2 separate regions of the Homo sapiens genome follow, and region 2 is linked to region 1. A link is a loop called in an ENCODE intact Hi-C map of the cell type or tissue named here. Cell type or tissue: GM12878. All regions are shown on one strand. Each heading gives the region's core, and the rest is flanking DNA. Links, peaks and the distances in the headings are about the cores only.

Evidence for each region. Hi-C counts contacts between places; a loop is a spot of excess contacts. Peaks named below come from ENCODE experiments on the same cell type or tissue, not always from the same donor. Only the 100,000 strongest peaks of a DNase experiment are listed, where the experiment ranks them.
Region 2: a loop joins it to region 1, with 2.1 times the contacts of the local background. A loop is called at or near these places in 22 of 110 quality-filtered maps.

Annotation. Positions count from the first base shown.
Region 1 is chr11:9,515,387-9,520,770 of GRCh38, forward strand. It overlaps ZNF143 (zinc finger protein 143), which reads left to right. Exons shown (of 16, transcript NM_003442.6): 14 at 815-976. Among named protein-coding and RNA genes, the nearest start is that of WEE1, 56 kb to the right of the region's middle. RefSeq lists an enhancer at 326-866. In GM12878, for the core only: no CTCF peak of the experiment used is centred there; no DNase peak of the experiment used is centred there.
Region 2 is chr11:9,563,191-9,568,574 of GRCh38, forward strand. No RefSeq gene overlaps it. Among named protein-coding and RNA genes, the nearest start is that of WEE1, 7.8 kb to the right of the region's middle. RefSeq lists enhancers at 164-663, 2,813-2,922. In GM12878, for the core only: no CTCF peak of the experiment used is centred there; a DNase peak (open chromatin) is centred at 2,981; H3K4me3 peaks cover 324 bases; H3K27ac peaks cover 1,075 bases.

The DNA.
Region 1 (5,384 bases), core at 98-5,097:
TGCCTGTAATCCCAGCACTTTGGGAGGCCGAGGTGGGCGGATCACAAGGTCAGGAGATCGAGACCGGCTTGTCTAACACGGTGAAACCTCGTCTCTACTAAAAACACACAAAAAAAAATTAGCTGGGCGTGGTGGTGGGCTCCTGTAGTCTCAGCTACTTGGGAGGCTGAGGCAGGACAGTGGCATGAACCCGGGAGGCGGAGCTTCCAGTAAGCAGAGATTGCGCCACTGCACTCCAGCCTGGGCAACAGAGCGAGACTCTGTCTCAAAAAAAAAAAAAAAGAAAAAGAAAAAGAAAAGAAATACTGTATTGCCGGGCACAGTGGCTCACACCTGTAATCCCAGCACTTTTGGGAGGCTGAAGTGGTAGGATCACTTGAGGCCAGGAGTCTGAGACCAGCCTGGGCAACATGTTGAGACCCCATGTCTACAAAAAAAATGACAAGTAATTAGTCGGGAGCAATGGGTCATGCCTATAGTCAGAGCTACTTAAGAGGATGAGGCTAGAGGATCACTTGAACCCAGGAGTTTTAGACTTCAGTGATTTATGATTGCATCACTGCCCTCCAGCCTGGGCAACAGAGTGAGGCCTTGTCTCCAAAAATAATAATAATAAAAAAATAATAAAAATATAAGAATTGTTAAAAGAAATATTGTATTGATTTTTCTGATGACTGAATGAGTTTATTTCATTCTAAAAGGCTTATTTACATCCACAGGGCAAACTTATACAAGGATTAGTCCTGGTCCTTATGGAAGATTGTCAGCTATAACAAGAAACATTGACTGCTTTGTAAAATTCACTGTATTGCAGGTCAACATATCTCAAGCTGACATGCAGGCCATTGGCAACACCATCACAATGGTAACGCAGGATGGCACGCCCATCACAGTCCCCGCCCATGATGCAGTCATCTCCTCAGCAGGAACGCACTCTGTTGCTATGGTTACTGCTGAGGGTACAGAAGGGGAACAGGTAATTACTTTTTTCTGTTATGTCAATCAATACATATATCAGTACCAAAACAGTTACATAGGTATGCAATGTGGTACAACAGTTAAGCACACAAACTTGGGAGTGACTAATATTTTGTAACTTCTTAGCTACTTAACCCTCAGAGCCTGTTTTTCCTCATATGTAAAGTAGGGTGCTAGTTGCATGTACCCCATAAGGTTGATATAAGGATTGAATGAGATAATGTATATAAGGTACTCAGCCCACATATATATTAAGTGTTCAGTAGTGGTAGCTATTCCTATTATCATCATTATCAGATACTTAGGAAATACTTGCAAAACTTACTATTTAATTTTTTGAATATGTCATATATTCATATGGTTTAAAACTCAAAAAATATATACAGGTATGTAATGAAAAGTCTTCATCCCACCCCTGCCTTCATCAACTTGTTCTTGCCTCCACAGATAATCAACTTTTATCAGTTTTTTGTGTATTCTTCCAGTCATTAAGCATATACAAACAAATACAAATAAGTAAATAGTCATCTCCCCCTACCTTTTTTGTTAACTAGCCCACAGCTAACATAATAGCTCTCTTCTGGTTTTTGAGACAGGCTGGAGTGCAGCGGCACGTCATGGCTCACTGCAGCCTCAACCTCCCAGGCTCAAACAATCCTCCCACCTCAGCCTCCCGAGTAGCTGAGACTACAGGTGTGCACCACCATGCCTGGCTAATTTTTATTTTTTATTTTTATTTTTTGTAGAGAAAGGGTCTCACTATGTTGCCCAGGCCTTGGCCTCCCAAAGTGCTGGGATTACAGGCATGAGCCACCATGCCCAGCCTCCATTTTTTTTTTAATGATAGTAAACTAGTCTGTTCTGCATCTTGTTGTTGTCTTTTAAACTTAACATCTTCAAAATCTTTCTATTTCATTATATAGAGAACTTCCTCATTCTGTTTTTTTTTTAAGCTGCATTGTATTCCACTGTATGGATGTGCCGCAATTAAAGTCTTTTGCTATTTCAAACAACACATAACCTTGTGCACATGTGATTTTGCATATATATGTGTGAGTAGATATGCTAGATAAATTCCTAGAGCAGGATTGCTGGTGCAAAGATACATGTATTCGTAATTGTGATCAGTGTTGCCAAACTTCCCTTCTAGGGTTGTGCCAGTCTCCATTCTTACCTGCAGGGTTTGATAGTGCCTCTTCTCCTTCAGCATAGTCACCATGATAGTATCAAACTTTTGAATTTTTGCCAATCTGATGTATTTTTCGTAGTTTTAATTTTCATTTCCCTTAAAATAAATAATGTAATATATTTAAAAACTGTTCTTGTACTGTGCTAAAGGCCAATGTTGAGTCTCACTCTTGAAAAAAGAATGAAGTTGGTGGTCTCATACACCCTGAAATGCAAAACTCAGAATCATAAAGCCTCTAGAAGACAAGAGAGGCAAATACTTCTGCAACCTTAAAGATTACTTGGACTGTATTCAAAATGTACTAACAATGAAAGAAAAAACTGATAAATTGGACTTAATCAAAATTAATTCTGCTCACCAAAAGACACTGTTAAGAAAAAGATCAGACAACCCCCAGACTGAGGAAAAGATATTCACACTATATACACACACTATATTGAATATAAGTCTAAAAACGGACTGTATTGAGAATGTGCAACAAACTTCTACAAATCAACAATGAAAAGATGAACAACCGTTAAAAATGAGCCAAAAAAGTGTTTTAAAATGTACAAATCATTCCGTTGCTCATTGAACAGACCTCCCACAAAAGATTCATAACTCAAAAAGTGCACATCTTTTATCATCAAAGAAATGCAAATTAACATCACAATGAGAGAGCATTTCAAACCCAAGAAGATGGCTAAAATCAAAGACTAACAAAACCAAATGTTGATTTCTCCTAAGAAACTGGTGAGGAAACAACCACCACCACCACCTCCAAATGTTGGCAAAGATGTGGAGCAACTAGAATATTCATATACTGCTAGTGGGAATGTAAAATGATCAATAAGCACATGAAAAGATGTTCAACATCATTAGTCATTAAGAAAATGCAGGCTGGGTGCGGTGGCTCACGCCTGTAATCCCAGCACTTTGGGAGGCCGAGGTGGGTGGATCACCTGAGGTCAGGAATTCAAGACCAGCGTGGCCAAACATGGTGAAACCCCGTCTCTAATAAAAATACAAAAACATTAGCCAGGCGTGGTGGCAGGGTGCCTGTAATCACAGCTACTCAGGAGGCTGAGGCAGGAGAATCGCTTGAACCCAGGAGGCAGAGGTTGCAGTCAGCCGAGATTGCACCACTGCACTCCAGCCTAGGCAAAAAGAGTGAGACTCCGTCTTAAAGAAAAAAAAAAAAAAGCTTCTGGTTATTTTCATAGGAAACAAATTTTTGTATTAACGGTTTAAGCTATTTTAAGCTGCTTGTTACATATTGCCAAATTATTTTTCAGAAAGGTTTAGTAATCGTGTTATGGATCTAAAAGCTTTCTTTTTCACTGTACTCTTGCATTGAGGATTTTTTAAAATATTTACAGAATTAACAAGCAAAAGTTAAATTCTGTTTATTTTCATTTGACCACTGGTGAAGTTAAGCCTGTTTTTCATATTTGCCTGCAATCTGGTTTTTTCTTAATTGAGGTAAAATTTACATAACAATGAAATGCACAGATCTTAAATTTACAATTCAATGAGTTATGTTAAATATGCACCCATATAACTAACATCCTAAACAAAATGTAGAACATTTCTATCACGCTAGAAAGTTACCTTGTGATTCCTTTATAGTCAGTACTCACTCTCCTTAGGCAAAAACTGTTGTGATTGAATTAGTTTTGCCTATTTTTTTTTTTTTTGAGACAGAGCCTCACTCTGTCACCCTGGCTGGAGTGCAGTGGCACGTTCTCAGCTCACTGCAACCTCCCGCGCCTGGCTAATTTTTTTGTATTTTTAGTAGAGATGGGGTTTTAGCATGTTGGCCATGCTGGTCTCGAACTCCGGACCTCAAGTGATCTGCCCGCCTCGGCCTCCCAAAGTGCTAGGATTACAGGCGTGAGCCACCGCACCCAGCTTGGTTTTGCCTATTCTTGAACATTACATAAATGGAACCACAGTATGAACTCTTTTGTGTCTGGGTTTTTCTACTTAACGTTTTGGATATTTATTCACATTGTTGGCATGTAATAACAGTTCATTCTTTTTTATTGCTGAGCAGTGTTCTATTGTAAGAATATACCACAACTTGTTGATATATTCTCCCCTTGGTGAACATTTGAAATGCTTCCAGTTTTTGACTATTATGAATAAGATGGCAGTAAAAATATGTTTGTAGACATATACTCTCATTTGTCTTGGATAAATACCTATTTGTGGAATTGCTGGGTCATAGAATAGAGGCATATTTACCTTTCTATGATAGTACCAAACAATTCTCCAAAGTGGCTGGGCTGTCATACACTCCCACTAGCAATGTCTAAGAGTTCCATTTGTTCAGTGCTGCTTCTTGTGGTTAAAACGTTTTTAAAAAATAGGCTGGGCGCAGTGGCTCACACCTGTAATCCCAGCACTTTGGGAGGCCAAGGTCGGAGGATTGCTTGAGCCCAGGATTTTAAAACCAACCTGGGCAATGTAGCAAGACACTGTTTCCACCAATTTTTTTTTTTTTTTTTTTTTTTTTTTTTGAGACGGAATCTCCCTCTGTCGCCCAGACTGCAGTGCAGTGGCCCAATCTCGGCTCACTGCAACTTCCGCCTTCCGGGTTCAAGTGATTCTCCTGCCTCGGCCTCCTTAGTAGCAGGATTACAGGCACCCACCAGCATGCCCAGCTAATTTTTGTATTTTTAGTAGAGAGGGGGTTTCACCATGTTGGTCAGGCTGGTCTCCAACTCCTGACCTCAGGTGATCCACCCGCCTCGGCTTCCCAAAGTGCTGAGCCACTGTGCCTGTCCAATTTTTTTTTTTTTTTTTTTTTTTAATTAGCAAAGCATGGCAGCATATGCCTGTAGTCCCAGCTACTCTTGAAGCTGAAGTGGGAGGATCACTTAGCCCAGGAGGTTGAGGCTTTGGTGAGCCATGTTCATTGTACTACAGCCTGGATGACAGAGCAAAACCCTGTCTTCTAAAAAAAATAAAAAAGAGGCCAGGCACAGTGGCTCATGCCTGTAATCCCAGGAATTTGGGAGGCTGAGGCAGGTGGATCACAAGGTCAGGAGTTCGAGACCAGCCTGGCCAGCATGGTGAAACCCTGGCTCTACTAAAAATACAAAAAATTAGCATGGTGTGGTGTGCACCTTTAGTCCCAGCTACTCAGGAGGCTGAGGCAGGAGAATTGCTTGAACCCGGTAGGTGGAGGTTGCAGTGAGCTGAGATTGCACCATTGCACTCCAGCCTGAGTGAC
Region 2 (5,384 bases), core at 335-5,334, 48 kb after region 1:
CTGAGCTGGTATCCAAGTTGCAAGACAAAGTTTTCTTTACTCTTCTCTCTCCTCAAGTGGAAGGAAGGGGTCTCTTTTGGATTTGCAAACTGCACTGCCTGAACTTGAAGGAGGGGTGGCACAAGTACTCCCTTGACTGCCCCAGCTAGTGTCTCACTAGGCTGTGTGGCTCCCAAGTCCACTGGCTCTGGGCCCAACACAGGACTAAGCCTTGCCTAGGAGTTGCAGTCCTTGTGGCCTAGATAGCCTTCCAAGTTTATTTAGGACCCTAGAGGACATTAGCCTGTGGTGGCAAGGCTTGCCAAAACTCAAGTCCTGACCACTGGGATGAGTGATTCCCCTCTGGGTAAGGCTGGTCCAATGCTGCCCTTATGGGCACCGGTTGAGTTCTGCCCAGTGTTGGCAGCACTGTGTTCCAATGCAAAATCCCACAATAGCTGCACTTGCCCTCCCTGAAGCACACAGATTCTCTCTCTGTGCCATGCAGCAGCTGCTGGGGAGTGGGGGAAGGGTCTGTCAAGGCTGTACAATTCAAGACTGTATTTCCTACCCTCTTCAGTGGCTCTTTCAGTGATAGGAAGTTAAAACCAGGCACTATGATCGCTCACCTGATTTTTGGTTCTTATGATGGTGCTTTTTTGTGTAGAAAATCATTCAGTTTGGTGTTCCTGCAGGGATGACGATTGATGGAGGCTTCCATTCAGCCATCTTGCTTCCAACCATCCAATTTTCAATTTTTGTTTTGTTTTTAGACAGTCTAGCTCTTTCGCCCAGGCTGGAGTGCAGTGGCATGATCTTGGCTCACTTCAACCTCTACCTCCCGGATTCAAGCGATTCTTGTGCCTCAGCCTCTCGACTAGCTAGCTGGAATTACAGGCGTGCACCACCACACCCAGCTAATTTTTGTATTTTTGTTACAGACAGGGTTTCACCATGTTAGCCAGGCTGGTCTGGAACTCCTGACCTCAAGTGATCCACCTGCCTTGGCCTCCCAAAGTGCTGGCATTACAGATGTGAGCCACCGTGCCCAGCCCAATTTTCAATTTTTTGTATTTCTTCAGATGTTTTCCCTGTGATAAATATGTTTGCTTTAGGTTAATTTTCTCGTTTGTTTGTTTTTAATTGAATCATTATACAGTTCTCCATTATATGTTTTTGTTTGTTTTTTGAGACACAGTCTTGCTCTGTCACCCAAGCTGGAGTGCAGTGGTAAAATCTCAGCTCATTGCAACCTCCGCCTCCAGGGTTCAGGTGATTCTCTCACCTCAGCCCCCCAAGTAGCTGGGATTACAGGCATGCACCACCACACCTGGCTAATTTTTGTATTTTTAGTACGGTCTGGGTTTCACCGTGTTGATCAGGCTGGTCTAGAACTCCTGACCTAAAGTGATCCACCTGCCTTGGCCTCCCAAAGTGCTGGGATTACAGGTGTGAGCCACTGTACCTGGCCCTTTTCTCCATTATCTTATAGACATCTTTTCATTTTGTACATATAGTTCCAGCTCATTATTTTGCAAGCTATAGTTTTTTAGCATTTAACGGAAATTTGGGTGGTTTCCAATATGGAGTATAATAAACAATGCCAATATTTGGTTTTGTAAACTTTCCCCCAGATCTCTCTGTGGCTGATTTTCTCACTCCATTCAGGTTCCTGCTCAAATGCCACTTCCTCAGAAAAGCATTCCTTGATTTCACTATTTTAAACTAGCACTTTCCTCCAACCCTCTACCACTTCTTCATCCCTTACTTTACTTTCTGATATCAATCTTTGTAATTTTTCCTCTTGATTTTAGAGTTTAAAATACATTTGGATTTTATGATGAAACAAAAAAATAAGGTACAAGTCTGACTCCCCCTGGATCCCATTGTCCACATTCACACCATCAAGTTGTGTGCCGGCATACCTGGAAGGATGACTCTAGACATCACACTGCTCAACTAGCCTGGCCTCCCAGCTGGGTCCAGTGTGACCCTGCCTTCATCAAATCTCCCTGTTTCACCCTTCACCTTATGCCCTTCTTACTGGGGTAGGAAGAACCAGGCTTTAAGTCAGCAGCAATAAAGTCTCAGAAGGCTGGGCATGGTGGCTTACACCTGTAATCCCCACATTTTGAGAGGCTGAGGTGGGAGGATCCCTTGGAGTTTGAGACTGGTCTGGGCAACATAGTGAGGCCACGTCTCTACAAAAAAAAATTGTTTTTAAATTAGCCAGGTATGGTGGCATGTGCCTGTAGTCCCAGCTACTCAGGAGGCTGAGGTGGGAAGATTGCTTGGTCCCAGGAGGTTGAGGCTGCAGTGAGCCATGATTGTGCCACTGCACTCCAGCCTGGGTGATGAAGACCCTGTCTCAAAAAAATAATACTAAAATAAAAAATATTGATAGGTCATTGGATGGGTAAATGTAAAATTTTTTTTAAATTTTAAAATTAAAAATAAAGTTTCAGAAATATAGTCTCAGTAATACTAGTTCTATGATTGTATGATGAAGGCATTTTTTAACCTGTGTTTCATTTTCATCTGTGAAATGTGAATAAAAATAACTCTCTTACAGAGTTCCCGTAAAGATTAAATAAGTATGTAAAGCATCTGGGTCAGTGCCTATCATATAGTTGGCACCAAAATATTCTCCCCTCTCCCAGCTCCTGCAAAGGCACCCCAGCTCTTTGCAGCACTTAGGGCCTTTCTCATATTCTGACCTGTATTAAGCAAATGTGCAGCTGGTAGGATAAGATGCTTGAACGTAGTAGACACTCAATAGAGGACTGCCAAGCAGAGTTGATTTCTGTAGTTAGAAACTAGTTCATCCTTACCAGTAATTTTTTTTTTCTTGTATACACTCCCAATCGGCTTATCGGCTTATCATGTCACACACAACTGGTTACTCTCTACCCAACTAGATACTGGATGAGGTCATCTCTCAATCCTGTCTGAGCTGAACAAGGCCTTTTATGGAACTTTAAAGTTGACTCACCACTGAGTCATCAAAACACAGCAATACCTAAACACGCTCCTGTTGCTAACAAAAGACCAGCATGGGATGTCTGTCTTACCTCCTTTCCCTCCCCTAATGAGACACGGCCCCTTGACTCACTGGAGAAGAGTCATCACGTCTTTTGTGCTGCAGTAATCTGAACGAAGCCAGTTTAAATAATCACAATGTGGCCAGCAAACAACTGGCAGTCCCTGTGGTCATTCAGGTCATTTCCTGTGTATGTCACTAACCCAAAAGGAGAGGCAATTAATCAATCACCTGAATATTTAATAAGTGCCTGCATTCTGTTGGGCACTCACAGTTCCCTCTGTTTATGACATTTCTGTGAAGTGAACTTTTCAGTTATTGAAACTCATTAAAAATATAGAGAACAGTGTTGCGGGAAGTCAGGGACCCCAAACGGAGGGACCACATTAGAACAGCAACCTTTGTGCCTCTGTAAAGGAAATAAAAAAAGGAATATTGGAGAAAATGGGACTATTCAGTTCCATTCCAATAGAAAAGAATTATAAAATAGCAAATAGGAAGGGGTTATTTGCTAATGTTTTGGCTAAATGCTTCAGAGAGCTATAATTTTAAAATATCTTGGTTGAGAACTACTCTCTTATCTAGGAATGAAATGGTCAGTGGTATTTTCTCTTGGGAAAAGTCTTGCGTTAGTACCACTGCCTGACCTATTGCAGTGGACTATGAAGTGTTTCAAGATTAGGGGGCCTGTGTAAGGCTGAGAACTGCTGAGATAACTAGGAGTAGGCCTAAGGGCTCCTTTCATAAATAAGGCTGGTTACAGCTGTTTCATACATGAACAGATACAACCTTTAAGTACCCTAGCATGGTCTTTCCTAGCTGGAGACCCCAAGGAAAACCTGAATGAAAATCTTAGATCTTCAGACATTTTATATAGAATCCATACAATTGATATACCCATATCCAAAGGATATAATGATCTACCCTTGATCTATCTTAAATAAATATCAGAACGATGCATGGAAATTGCATGTTAGTAGTCCTTAAAGATTAATTTGGCACGACAAGAAATGTTTATTTTATTAAAATAAATACAAGCTCTTAACTGGTTGTTTTTCCTGGGTTATGCTTCTCAAGTTCTTATTACATAGATACTGTGTTCTGATTTGATCTTCCTAGCTGGTTGTGCATAAACTTGAGCCCATCCATATTAAGTAAATTAATTTTGGGGACATCAGGAGTCACATATTGCAATTACTGACTATAAAGCCATTAACAACTATGAATTTTTCTCAAACAACATTGCTATAATTGAAAGCATACTTATAACTTTTTTTTTTTTCCCCAGACAGGGTGTTGCTCTGTTGCCTAGGCTGGAATGCAGTGATGTGCTCACGGCTCACTGCAGCCTCTACCTCCCAGGCCCAAGCAATCCTCCCACCTCAGCCTCCAGAGCAGCTGGGACCACAGGCGCACCATGCCCGGCTAATTTTTTAAATTTTTTGTAGAGAGGGAGTCTCCCTATGTTGCCCAGGCTGGTCTCAAACTCCTGCGCCCAAGGAATCCTCCTACCTCGGCCTCCCAAAGTGCTGAGATTACAGGCATGAGCCACCATGCCAAGCCAGAAAGCACACTTATATTTATTGAACACTATTCACAAGAGATAATGCTAGTCTCACATTTAATAAACTGAACAATTGGCCAGGCGCGGAGGCTCACGCCTGTAATCCCAGCACTTTGGGAGGCCGAGGCGGGCGGATCACGAGGTCAGGAGATTGAGACCATCCTGGCTAACACGGTGAAACCCTGTCTCTACTAAAAATACAAAAAATTAGCCAGGGATGGTGGCGGGCCCCTGTAGTCCCAGCTACTCGGGAGGCTGAGGCAGGAGAATGGCGTGAACCTGGGAGGCGGAGCTTGCAGTGAGCTGAGCTCGTGCCACTGCACTCCAGCCTGGGCGACAGAGCGAGACTCCGTCTCAAAACAAAAACAAAAACAAAAACACTGAACAATTAGAGAAGAATTGAGTTTGACGGTACTGTACTCTCAGGGTATGCTGATGAACATGCGGTGAAATGGTCAAATAATCACATCCATCAGAGGTTATTAAGGCACGTGATGAAGTAGAGAAATCTAATTTATAGCTGGGAAGTCAAACAGGAGCAATCTAGGAGCTACCACGTTCTAGCCTGAGATTTGTATTCCTGAGGCCAATAGGCAGCTGGTAACAGAGCTGGGTTGAAATAAATTGAGACTTGCTGTGAGAACAAGCATAAGGAGAAAGGTAAAGATAACAAGGAAGGTGAAGAAAGTTGAACTCTTTAAGCGTATTATTTGTCTTTTAAGTGAAAAACTGACATTTGACTAATGTGTCTTTTTTTTAAAGTTAGAAATCTATCAGAGTAGGGTCCTTAGAGAAACTGAT